Linked DNA regions of Homo sapiens: region 1 is linked to region 2. Evidence: chromatin loops called from intact Hi-C (ENCODE). Cell type or tissue: PC-3. All regions are shown on one strand. Each heading gives the region's core, and the rest is flanking DNA. Links, peaks and the distances in the headings are about the cores only.

Region 1 (6,554 bases), core at 447-5,446, 280 kb after region 2:
TAAAGAGCTTCTGCACAGCAAAAGAAACTATCATCAGAGTGAACAGGCAGCCTACAGGATGGGAGAAAATTTTTGCAATCTATCCATCTGACAAAGGGCTAATATCTAGAATCTACAAAGAACTTAAGCAAATTTACAAGAAAAAAAAACCCATCAAAAAGTGGGTGAAAGATATGAACAGACACTTCTCAAAAGAAGACATTTATGGCTGGGCGTGGTGGCTCACACCTGTAATCCCAGCACTTTTGGAGGCTGAGACAGGTGGATCACAGGGTCAGGAGTTCGAGTCCAGCCTGGCCAACATAGTGAAACCCTGTCCCTACTAGAAATACAAAAAAAAAAAATCCGGGCATGGTGGCAGGCACCTGTAATCCCAGCTACTTGGGAGGCTGAGGCAAGGAGAATCACTTGAACCTGGGAGGTGGAGTTTGCAGTGAGCCAAGATCATGCCACTGAGCTCCAGCCTGGGCGACAGTGCGAGACTCTGTCTCAAAAAAAAAAAAAAAAAAAAAAGACATTTATGCAGCCAACAAAAATATGAAAAAAAAATCTCATCATCACTGGTCATTAGAGAAATGCAAATCAAAACCACAATGAGTTACCATCTCATGCCAGTTAGAATGGCGATCACTAAAAAGTCAGGAAACAACAGATGCTAGAGAGGATGTGGAGAAATAGGAATGCTTTTACACTGTTGGTGGGAGTGTAAATTAGTTCAACCATTGTGGAAGACAGTGTGGCGATTCCTCAAGGATCTAGAACCAGAAATACCATTTGATCCAGCAATCCCATTACTGGTATATACCCAAAGGATTATAAATCATTCTACTATAAAGACATATGAACATGTATGTTTATTGCAGCACTGTTCACAATAGCAAAGACTTGGAACCAACCCATATGTCCACCAATGATAGACTGGATAAAGAAAATGCGGTACATATACACCATGGAATACTGTGCAGCCACAAAAAGGATGAGTTCATGTCCTTTTCAGGGAAATGGATGAAGCTGGAAACCGTCATTCTCAGCAAAGTAACACAGGAACAGAAAACCAAACACTGCATGTTCTCACTCATAAGTAGGAGTTGAACAACGAGAACACATGGACACAGGGAGGGGAACAGCACACACTGGAACCTGTCGGGGTGGGGGGCGAGGGGAGGGATAGCATTAGGAGAAATACCTAATGTAGATGATGGGTTGATGGGTGCAGCAAACCACCATGGCACGTGTATACCTATGTAACAAACCTGCATGTTCTGCACGTGTATCCCAGAACTTAACGTATAATTTTAAAAAAACTTTAAAAAAGCAAATAATCATTGTAATAAAGTTATTCTCCTGCATACAAATATAAAAATAAAACCATGGAGATATATAAGTTGATATAAAATATGCTATAAAATATGCTTGTGGAGAGCTATACTTAAAATAACTGGATGCATAAGAATTTGAGTTTGGCACTTGTAGCCTCTCAGCACTCTGTGAAGAAGTAAGCAACATAGGGGCCATTATACAGAGGTCATATTTGGGGCCATTATACAAAGGTCATATTATACAGAGGTCAACATAGGGGCCATTATACAGAGGTCATATTATACAGAGGTCATATTTGGCTCATTTGTATAATAGTGCATCAAAATAATACTGTGCCCTTTTTCTTCTTCACTCATAACCTCACTTTTCCAAAGTGATTACTTTCAGGCCAGGTGCAGTGGCTCATGTCTGTGAGCAGTGGCTCACCAGCACTTTGGGAGCCCAAGGTGGGAGGATTGCTGGAGGTCAGGAGTTCAAGACCAGCCTGGGCAACATAGCAAGACACCCATCTCTACAAAAAAAAAATTGTTTTTAAACATGAAAACTTTTGATGGCTAAGAGGAAGGACTTTTGATTCAATAAGCCTAAGTTCAGTTACAGTATTTTCTATTCCAGCATTTTCTAGCTGTGAGATTCTGGGCAGGGTATGTAAACAGCTATTGATTTCCTTATTGGGAAAGTGCAAATAATAGTAGTGACCTTACAGATTTGATATAAGAAATAAGTAAAAGAATGCATGCAAAATATTGGTCCAGTGTCAAAAATATAGTAAGCACTCAATTAAACCTAACCGTTAGTATTATTTCTGCAAATAAGTTCAGTCATATGAAGTTGCCATTTTTGCTTGTCAATAATGGTCAAATATCAGCACTTTCTTCTAGTTCAACCTAATGCACACCATGAAAATCTTTCTAATCTTGAGACCTGGTGGTTTACTTTCCAAAGCTTTGATTTAATGAGCTGGAAGCCTGCACCTGCTTTCCTAACCCTTAGCAACATTTAGAATTCTCTGAACCTAAAAGCATTTGTCATCTTGTACTATTTCTTTCATTATTGGGAGCAAGGCTCTTCTGTGTCAAATTCCCCCTGTGAGAATCTGGGTTTTTGCTGTTCTTACCAAGAGATGGGCAAACTACAGCTATTGGCCACATTGGTTGCCACCCACTTTTGTAAATAAAGCAATGTTGGAACAACAGCTATGCTTGTGGGAAAACACTGTTTCTCTACACTCACACAACCCTTCTGACCCCAAATATGTGGATTTTTTCCCACACCAAATAATTCTGCAATTCTCTGGACACCAGCTAGATGTCCTACAATTCAACTCAATTCTGACACTACCTGGAGTTAGTGTCAAATCCCACAAGTTAAGGGCTCAGTCCCATAAGACTATGCCCACCTCAAATGCCAGTCACAAGTCCAGCCATCCACACTTCTGGACGACCAGCTATAAATTGAGGATTCCCACGGCCCACTCCTCAGGTTTGATAATTTGCAAGGGTGGCTCAAAGAACTCAAAAAAAAGCACTTCACTTAATGTTTACCAGTTTAGTATAAAGGATACAAATCAGGAAGAGCCAGATGGAAGAGATGCACAGGGCAAGTTATGGGGTAAGGGGGCACATGGAGCTTCTGTGCCCTCTCTGGGTACACCAACCTCCCAGTACCCTGATGTGTTCACCAATCCTGACATTCATCAAATCTCTTTTTTCAAGAGTTTTTATAGAGCTTAATCTCCAGCTCCCTCCTCACCTTCCCAGAAGTCTGTGGCTGGGGTAAAATTTCCAATCAGTTGGTTTTTCTGGTGACCAACCAGCCCCATCTTGAGGATATCTAGGGACCCCACCCTAAGTCACCTCATTAGAGTAAACTCAGGTCTGATTAAAAGGGGCTCTTTATGACTCACAAAAGACACTCCTATTACTCAGGAAATTCCAAGGATTTTATGAGCTCTGTGGCAGGAACTGGAGACAGAGACCAAATCTATTTCTTATTATACCACAGTGCTTGTTTATTCATGTATTGGCTATGGCTGTTTCTGCCCTACAGCAGCAGAGCTGAGTAGTTGCAACAAAGAGAGCATGGTTCACAAAGCTGAAAATGGTTATTTTCTGGCCCTTTACAAAGTTTGCCTACCCCTGGTTTAGACTACAGGTTTGCAAATTAGAGTACACACTTCTCAAGATCATAGTTCAGGGGGAAAATTCAAACTTCTATTTAAGATTATTGTTCTCTAAAAAAAAAAGGGAAGGGAAACAGGATTTTCTAGTACGTCACATAAGGGCTTACACTGGCCCCCTCATTCCTTCCATCTGTCCTGTCCATGAGACATCTGGAGAGAGTACTGGAATCCCACAATGAGGAGGAATGGTCAGTGGTGCCTCTAGTTTCATTTTTTTGCTATCAGTGTATGGTGACAGATGGCCTCTGCAAATGTCTGTCTACAGATTGTATTATCTAGTGGTAACTGACTTAAATCTCTGAAATGTATAAGTGGCTTTGAAAGATACCAGTAAACAATAATATTAATAAGATAATACTAATAATGCAAGCATCAGAGAGAAAATAAGATTTACATCAGTCACATGAGTAATGAAAATCAATCAAAGCTGATGAAAAATCAGCTAAGAAAAATTTAAAATCATCAAGATTACCTGAAATAAGGGTTTTCATACAGTATGATTAAGAATGGAACTTGTTAAGCATCTATCATGTTTAAGATATTAGTGAATTAAAATATGAAGCATCCTAATTAGCAAGACATTTAGTATCTATTTTTCTTCACCTTTTTCATATTAATTTGCAAATTTGCTTTTATTTGTAATGTACATACTATATTAAACTATACTATAAGCATATAATTTAAAAATAAATACATAACCGAACATATAACAGTAGGTGGGTACTCAAATTTCCCTTTATTTTCTACTTAGATCAGTGCACAATGAGTCGAAATTGGGCACCGTTAGTCTAGGCTTCCATATAGTGGCGCTTCTTTTGTATTCCACAGGGAAGGGATAGAAGCAGAAAAGTTTCTGTGGGATGGAGTTCCTGATGGCATTATTGAGAGTTGTTTTGGCAAAAGTGGTGCTGGGAAATGAGTAAATGATGAAAGAAGTTCAGACACAAAGTTTAGTTTAAAGGAAACGGAAAAGGGGGCAGTTTCTAGGAGTGAACGTGAGATAGAAATGGAATTAAAGGAATTTTTTATTTTTTTCCATACGAAAGAGACTTGATCATGATTAAAAGCTAATAGAGCTGGGCGCGGTGGCTCATGCCTGTAATCTCAACACTTTGGGAAGCTGAGGCAGGCAGATCACTGGAGGGGAGGAGTCGGAGACCAGCCTGGGCAACATGGCGAAACATCCCCCCCGCCCCCGACCGGCCGTCTCTACTAAAAATACAAAAATTAGCTGGGGGAGTGGCGCATGCCTGTAGTCCCCATTACTTGGGAGGCTGATGCAGGAGGATTTCTTGAGCCTGGGAGGCAGAGGTTGTATTGAGTTGAAAGCCCGCCACTGCACTCCAGCCTGGGTGACAGGAATGAAACCTTGTCTCACAAAAAAAAAAAAAAAAAAAAACGGTAATAGAGCCATTGCTTAAAAATTAGCTGTGTTTTGGCTGGGCGTGGTGACTTACGCCTGTAATCCCAGCACTTTGGGAGGCTGAGGTGGGCAGATCACCTGAGGTCGGGAGTTCAAGACCAGCCTGGCCATCATGGAGAAACCCTATCTCTACTAAAAAAATACAAAATTAGCCAGGCATGGTGGTGCATGGCTGTAATCCCAGCTACTAGGGAGGCTGAGGCAGGAGAATCGCTTGAAGCTGGGAGACGGAGGTTGCAGAGAGCCGAGATCATACCATTGCACTCCAGCCTGGGCAAAAAGAGTGAAACTCCGTCTCAAAAAAAAAAAAAAAAAATTAGCTGTGTTCTAATATTAACACCATCTTATTCACATATTATAACACTGGACCTCTTAAATTGTTAGACAAACTTCCTGTGGTCCCTGTGTGTGGAGGAAGAAAATGGGTTGAAATTGTTAAATAATAGCACATGCTGTCTAGTATATGTATATATATGTATATATATATGTGTGTGTGTGTGTGTGTATATGTATATATATGTATATATATGTGTGTGTGTGTATATATATATATTTCACTATTCACATCTATTTAGTATTCAGCAAATATTTATTGAACATGTACTATGTGCCATACCCTGAGAGATGCTTGGGATACAGAGGTAAACAAGATCAACAAGGCCCCACCATATATTCTTGTGGAGAAAACAGACTGTAATCAGGTTAAAATAAATAATGTGATTTTAGATAGGGTTAAGGTCTCTGAAGACAATAAAGCAGGGTAAAAGTGTAGAGAGATTAAGATATCAGGGGTGGGAGCATTTGAGAAGGGGTAATCTAGGAAGGCCTTTCTGTGAATCAATGGTGGTCAGAGGACTGAATTATAAGGAAGGGGGCATCCCCTGGGAGGAGAGAATTTCAGGGAGAAGGACCATAAAATACAAGTATGATACAGGAACAATCTTAGCGAGGAAGCCAAGATTGTCCCCAAAAAAACTGAATGAAGAAATCAGGGAAAGGCCTGATATTGGGGAAGTGGATGGTGGCCTGGTATGTGATGTACCATGAAGGGCCTGCCAAGGGATTTATTAAGTGTACTATAGGAAGTCATTGGATGGTTTTATGCAGAAGAATGGCATAATTCTACCTGTACTTTGTTATAAACCTTGCTCAACTTTTGCCAGTAATATCTTTCCCACTCCAACTTTAATGAAGAACCAGTTTTGTTCTAAGGGTCCAGCTGTCTATCATAACAGATTTTCCATGGGATGGAGTCTTGCTTTTCTTGTTCTTGGTGGCCAATGAGTGCAGCTTTGGAGAGAGTTATTAGGGTGTGTGATTCTATCATGATGTCTGCCTCTTGCCAACATCCGTTGAAAGCAGTCAGTTGAAGGGTGACATGAGCCACAGAAACTTAGTGGCACTTTGCACCTGATTAAGTCAGGAGAAATGCTCCTGGCAGTACCAAAATGTCCATCACCTGCTCACTTGCTGATGCATGAGGGAGAGAGGGGAACCTCCAAGAAAGGAGTTAAACATAAAATTCAATTCAACTTGATATTGTATCTGAGGACCCATGAGGTCAAATCAACCACAAAAGAGATTCCTGATAATCCCAGGCCAGATACTTGGTGTTTGTTAAGAAGCTGG
Region 2 (6,554 bases), core at 529-5,528:
AAAGAAGATTCCCATTACAATTTGATGCAGGAACAGGGGTAGGGGGGCAGGGAAAATCATTCCCCATCCTTTTGCCCTATAACAGAGTTTCTCAACCTTGACGCTATTGACATTTTGAATCAGTTGGGGGCTGTCCTGTGTACTCTGGGATTTTTAGAAGCATCCTTGGCCTCTCCCATTAGATGCCAGTAGCACCCTTCCTCAAGTTTTGGCAACCAAAAATGTCTCCAGACACTGCCAAATGTCCCCTGAGGAGCAAAATGATCTCCTCCTCCTTTCCTTCCCTGAGCCTCCTCCCAGTTGTGAACCACTGTCCTAAAATGTAAACTGTTGGGTGTTCCCTAAGCAAGGTTTGTGCTAGCTAGTTCACTTTTCACTTATGAATTGAAGCATTGGAATAGCTCTGAATACAGGATGTAAAAACAAACACGACTTCACATACTCTTAGGATTCACTGTGAGCTCATTATTTTTGAGTACCTTAATTTGCTCAAGTTATAAAATAAAAATGTTTGCATCTAGAAATATGCCCTTATTTTTAAAGATAAAAGAACACCATTAAACATAAATTTTATTTGTATTATTGGAATTTTTGTATAGCTGTGTAATTCCCAAGTTAGCTTATTTAAGCCTCCATTAGTGAGGCTAAGCTTTAAATTTCTTTCACTCTGTTCTAAATTAAAAACCTAACAAGCTTATTTCAATTAGCTACCGGAAAAGAGAGAACATAGCCTAAAAATGCCTTCTACAAAAAAACCCCAGAAAATGGTCTTAAATAGTTCAATATTATTTCCTTATAACAATGTTCTATCTTGGATGCTTTTTTTTTTTAAAAAAAAGGAGTCTTAGATCAATAGCACCATTGTATGACTTGTCTTATGATCTTTCTCCAGGGCCCCCTTCTTTGATGCAGTTATGCCGCCTTAGAATTCGGAAGTGTTTTGGAATCCAGCAGCATCATAAGATAACCAAACTCGTCCTCCCAGAGGATCTGAAACAGTTTCTCCTACATCTTTAAATGCATCTAGGGAATGGATTCACAAACGATGTGAAAACATTATTGAGTGTTGTAGCCACTAGAATTTTAAAATCAAGTTGGATTTATAGAGTTTGACTAGTTTTTTCGATTAGATTTGTATTTGTTATAAACTTGTTTATGGAGTTTGACTAATTTTTTCTATTCAATTTGTATTTGTTAAACTCAAGCCAGGGTTGAAAGACACTGCATACGTTTGTATTATTAGTTAGAAGGCATGAAGACTTTTTTCCCTGCATGGAGAGTGTCATAAGTTATTGTTTTGCATATCTACTGCATGCCAAGCACTTTCTGCATCATCTAATTTAGCCCTCACAGCCACTGGGTCAAGATGTCCAATTTTCCAGAGTAAGGATAGAGGAGTCAAATTCAAATACAGGTTTTCTGACATTAACTTATGTGATGACTTGATCGAGGCAGGCTTTTCCAGCATCACTGTCCTGGTTCCATCTCTGCTATATGGGAATGAAAATAAAGAAACATATTTCTTGGCTTGTCTAATTTGTTTTAAGCTTCCCTGTTGTTACAACAAAACCACTACTGTCCTAGCATAGTGTGGGCGCCAGTTCTTTTTTTCAACCAAAACACTATACATATTAAGCATATTCTAGAACCTTGCTGCTTAATACAGTAGCAACTAGTTCAGTGGTTCTCCACTGGGGTTAATTTTGTTACCCAGTGATGTTTAACAATAACTGGAGACATTTTGTTTGTGACAACTGAGGAGGGGTGCTACAGGCATGTAGTGGGTAGAGGTCTGGAATGCTGCAAAGCCTCTTACAATGTACAGGACAGCCCCACCGCAAAGAACTTTCCAGTCCAAACTGTTAATACTGTAGTGCCCAGGTTGAGAAACCCTGCTGTAGCCATGTGCCTATTTAGAAGTGTAAATTAATTAAAATTAGGTAAAATTAAAAATCCAGTTTCTCAGTGTCATTAGCCACATTTCAGGTATAAAATATGCACAAATGGCTAGTGGCTACTGTATTGAACAGTGCAGGTACAGATTATTGCAGAAGAAAGTTCCATTGCCCCATTGAACAGATTTCTATTGGACTGTGCTCTTTGGAGGCTCGAGGAATGGATTTTTAACTGCCTTTCAGTTTCAGATTTACAGGAACACTGGTATAATTTAGTAATGATGGCTGTAGTTTCAGTTATCTCTCTGAGAGATGAATTTGGGGCTCCATTGCATCAATCGAAAGAAAATTGTAACTCCTTAAGTCAAATCCTTACCTGTAAGATTACATATGGTCTAGATGATCTCTAAATCTATTTCCAATATAATTTTTCTGTAATTTTTAATTTGCTATATGAAAGACTCCAGAATATTAGTCTAAAATGCACAGCTAGTTTCCCAGCAGATGGCACTGTTGTCACAGTCACTTAAGCGAAAGGTTTGCTCCTCATAAATGACCCATCATAAAATGGTTTACAACATAAGCTCTGGAAATTTCCATTCAAGAATGAAAACTTTGTAGTGATAGATTCCACTGACACCGGGTTTCCTTCTTTTCCTATGTACACAATAATCCAAATGTGACTTTACAGAACGTTACCTCTCCTACTTCTTTTTAACAGAACTTTACCTCCTACTTTTAAAAAAATTGATCTGATCATATTTACATGTACTGCTTAGGATTTACGCCGTTAATTAACATCAACATCCTGCCACTAGGTAATTCATTTAGTTCATTTACTTAGAAAATATGTGATGAATTCCCATGTCTTTATCAGGCACTATTCTAGGCACCAGGGTGGTAAGGAATGTGACAGGTAAAGATACTTGATTTCTTGGATGTTACGCTCTGGTCAGAGTCATCCGCTAAGGGGTGAGGAGCTGTAGACGTTTTGCTATGGTTTTCTTTCTGAAAGCACCAGTTTAGAAAATAGCATGGTTTCTCATATAAAATGTATCAGACCCTTGCTTATGTTAATCTTCCTTCAGTCAAATCCACCGAGTTTAACCCAGAACTGTAACAATTATTAGAACAGCATTTTTTTCTTCTTAGATAGTCCAGGCAGTTAATCAATTTGCAAGTCCATATAATAGATGGTCATCCCTACAGATGGGAAAAATACCGTTACCACTTCACTCATAGCAATTTAGGAAAATTTCAAATGACCTCACTTAGCCATGCTCAAAAAGAATATTATATTTAAATAATCTGTTATGAGTCTAGATGTGGTTATATTTATAAGTGGCATATACCTTTGAGTGCTTTATCATTCCAACCTGGTACAACCTCATAAATTCTATCATCAAAGCTGGTTAAGTGGCATTGAATAGACCTTACCTTTATGAATGATGGACATAAACTCATGAACCCATCTTTTTTAAATGATCATTTTGTCTGTTTTTAGATTGCAAACGACACATATTTATTGTCAACCAATCTCATTGTCATTGTACTACATATTCCTTGCTTTTATTCAGTACACATGCTGGCTACTTGGTGCCCATTGCTAGCACAATTCATGTTACAATGAAAGAGGAAGGCAAGAGGAAGGGACCAGGAAAGGATGGCTTATTTCTTCAGGGTTTATAATGGGGCTAATTGACATGGGCTGATACTCCGTGTACCAGGTCGCAGTGGCCAGCCATTAAGCAGACATTAGGGGCTCAGAAATGAGGGTCTAAGATGGGCTCAGCTGTCTACTCTGGAGCATGAGGTTTCAGCCTTCATAATATGATAAAAGCCCAGCATTAGGGCTTCAGCCTCAGACCAAGCCAGCATCAAAACCAACTGAATAATAGCTCCCATTCTAGATGGCTTGCTGAAAGCTAGGCATGATGCATTAGTGATTTATAAACCTTCCCTCAAACCCTCACAGTTCTTATCCCGATTTTATGGATGGGGGTGCAGAGGGGTTAAGGAACTTAACAAAGTCAGTAGGTGGTGAAGCCGGAGTTTAATGCCCAAGCCAGGGCTGTTAATCAGTACACACTCCACCTTCTCTTTTCTTCAATGAATCCCAGAGTACTGGTCACTGGGTCCTAAAAACACCCTGCTTAATTTCCTGGTAGGTCTGGGAAAGGAGGTGGAGCCCAGTCTGTAGGTCAGAGGTCCCAGTGTGATACCGGGAGGCTGTGCCAGGTTTAGGCCTGGACATCACAGAGCCCTTTCCCTTATCACATGAACCAGCCTGGGAGGTCCCAAACTTGCTGTCTCCTGAGGCAAATGGGTCAGCCTTGTTCTGCCAGTGATGCTGGTGAGCACAGAATGACGACCCCTTCCCATAAGACCAAAGCTAACATGGCAAATGAACTTTTTTCTGAACTGGTATTATTTTGGAATGACTTAGTGACAAAGTCTTTCCCTGTAATGTGGGAGGGTGGAGGAGAAGCTTCCTGGGCTTTGGACAAAATTGGCTGCTTATTTCCTAATTGTGTATTTCTTTTCTTTCCTCTGTAATGGTTTTCTATTGCGTGTAACAAATGATCACAAACTTAAGTGGCTTAAAATAACACCAATTGATTGTCTCGTAATTTCTGTAGGTCAGAATTTCAGGGATGGGGTGGCTGCATTCTCGGCTTTGGGGGTCTCACATGGCTGCAATCAAGGTGTTGGCTAGGGCAATGGTTTTCATCTGGGGCTCAGAGGTCTTCTGAGCTCATTGGTTGTTGGCAGAATTCAGTTCCTTGCAATTGTAGGCTGAGGTCTCTCTTTTCCTGCTAGTTGTCAGCCGAGATTGCTCTCATCGTCTGAAGACCAGCGACAGTTTTTTGACATGTGACCCTTTCCACAGGATATTCTTGATGTCGATGTGCACTTTCTTCCAGGCCAGGTGGAGTGCATCTCCCTGACTTCCTACCTTGTGACCAGCTGGCTGGCGGCAAGAGCTCTGCTTCTAAAGGGCTCACCTGATTAGGACAGGCCCACCCTGTAATTTGGGACCTTAATTGTATCTTCAAAATCACTTCAAAGCACCACCCAGGATAGTGTTTGATTGAATAACTGGCAAAAGAAGTATGTACACCAGAGGCTTAGAATCTTGGGGGCATCTTAGAATTCTGCCCACCAAACCTGTTAATACCTAATAGCCATCAGTTCTGTGTTGATTTATCTGAAGTACAATACATAATATCATAATTATGATTCTTTTTTTTTTTGACACAGCATCTCACTCTGTCACCCAGGCTGGAGTGCATTGGCGCCAGCTCAGCTCACTGCAACCTCTGCCTCCCGGGTTCGAGCAATTCTCCTGCCTCAGCCTCCCAAGTAGCTGGGACTACAGGCGCAGGCCACCACGCCTGGCTAATTTTTGTACTTTTAGTAGAGACGGGGTTTCACCATGTTGGCCAGGCTGGTCTCGAACTTCTGACCTCAGATGATTCGTGCGCCTCGGCCTCCCAAACTGCTGGGATTACAGGCGTGAGCCACTGTGCCCGGCCATGATTATTTCTTTTTTTTTTGTGCCCCCCCTCCCCCGCCCCCCCACCTGCCCTGCATAATGATTATTTTTATTCCATCCAACATGCATACAGTGTTTACTCCATGCCAGGCATGGCCCTAAGAATTTCACAAACATCAACTCATTTAATACTTATAATAATTCTATTATATAGGTGCTGTTATTATATCCATTTTACAGCTACGGAAACTGAGGCTTAGAGAGGTCAAGCAACTTCCCCAAGGTCATACGCTTCTGTCAGTTTCCTTTAATCACATCAAGCCTACATCATCAAGTTTGGCAGTGTGATGAATGAAAAGTCCAGGTGGGGCCAGGAAGTGGGACTTCTCAGCCTTGACGCTTCCCTTTGGGGCCTTTTCACTAAGTACAGGGCCACTGGCGTGCTCACCTAGCGGGTGTGGTGTGGTGGGGGAGTGCTGTTCTCTCTTCTGCTGGCCTTCATGACTCTTCTATAAATCTAAGCAAGAAAGTTCCAAGTAAGCAGATGTTTTACAAGAGGCTTCATTAAAGTTTGTGGAAACGAAGAGGGAAGCTGAGTTTGCTACAGGTTCACCTCCTGGCCTAGCTTTTGGCCAACATCCCTGGGATAGAGGACATTGGTGCCTTACCTCTCCTGACTTCACTTATCTGTGATGTTTCCTCCACATCCTGGAGAGTGAAGCCCAGAGAGAAAACGAGCCTCCCTTCTGTTCAAGGCCCACCTCCCACACTCTGGTTTCTTGTCTCATTCCACGGTGGTGTCACTGGGAGTGACCAGCTCCTACTCATTGTGAAATAGACTTACTTCATGACCACAGACCAATCTTATCATATGGCTGAGGTGCCTGCAAATTCCAAAGGCGTGCACTTCCAGAGGCAGGGCAGGGGGGCTTTCTGTTAGATGTAACCTGGAGGTTTTGTTTGTTTGTTTGTTTTTGTGAGTAAAGAACAGGAACAGCTAGGGCTTCCTATGTCTTGATCCATCCTTCCCTTCAGGGTGTTTGGACTGGGGAACTAAGGAAGTCAGTCTCAGGATTGGTTCTGCCTTGGGCTCTTCTGAATGAGAAACAAGGCCAAAATCCTTGGCAGGGTCCTCTCAGTACAGAAAAGGGTTCAATCTTCAT

Evidence for each region. A loop is a pair of places that touch in the nucleus more often than their neighbours do. Peaks named below come from ENCODE experiments on the same cell type or tissue, not always from the same donor. Only the 100,000 strongest peaks of a DNase experiment are listed, where the experiment ranks them.
Region 1: a loop joins it to region 2, with 14 times the contacts of the local background. A loop is called at or near these places in 3 of 110 quality-filtered maps.

The regions. Positions count from the first base shown.
Region 1 is chrX:14,960,741-14,967,294 of GRCh38, reverse strand. No RefSeq gene overlaps it. Among named protein-coding and RNA genes, the nearest start is that of MOSPD2, 91 kb to the right of the region's middle. In PC-3, for the core only: a CTCF peak has its summit at 2,622; DNase peaks (open chromatin) are centred at 2,644, 3,254 and 3,604; H3K4me3 peaks cover 933 bases; H3K27ac peaks cover 2,899 bases.
Region 2 is chrX:15,238,969-15,245,522 of GRCh38, reverse strand. It overlaps ASB9 (ankyrin repeat and SOCS box containing 9), which reads left to right. Exons shown (of 7, transcript NM_001031739.3): 7 at 893-1,536. The coding sequence ends at 1,017. Among named protein-coding and RNA genes, the nearest start is that of ASB9, 28 kb to the left of the region's middle. In PC-3, for the core only: a CTCF peak has its summit at 2,405 (motif pointing right); a DNase peak (open chromatin) is centred at 2,422.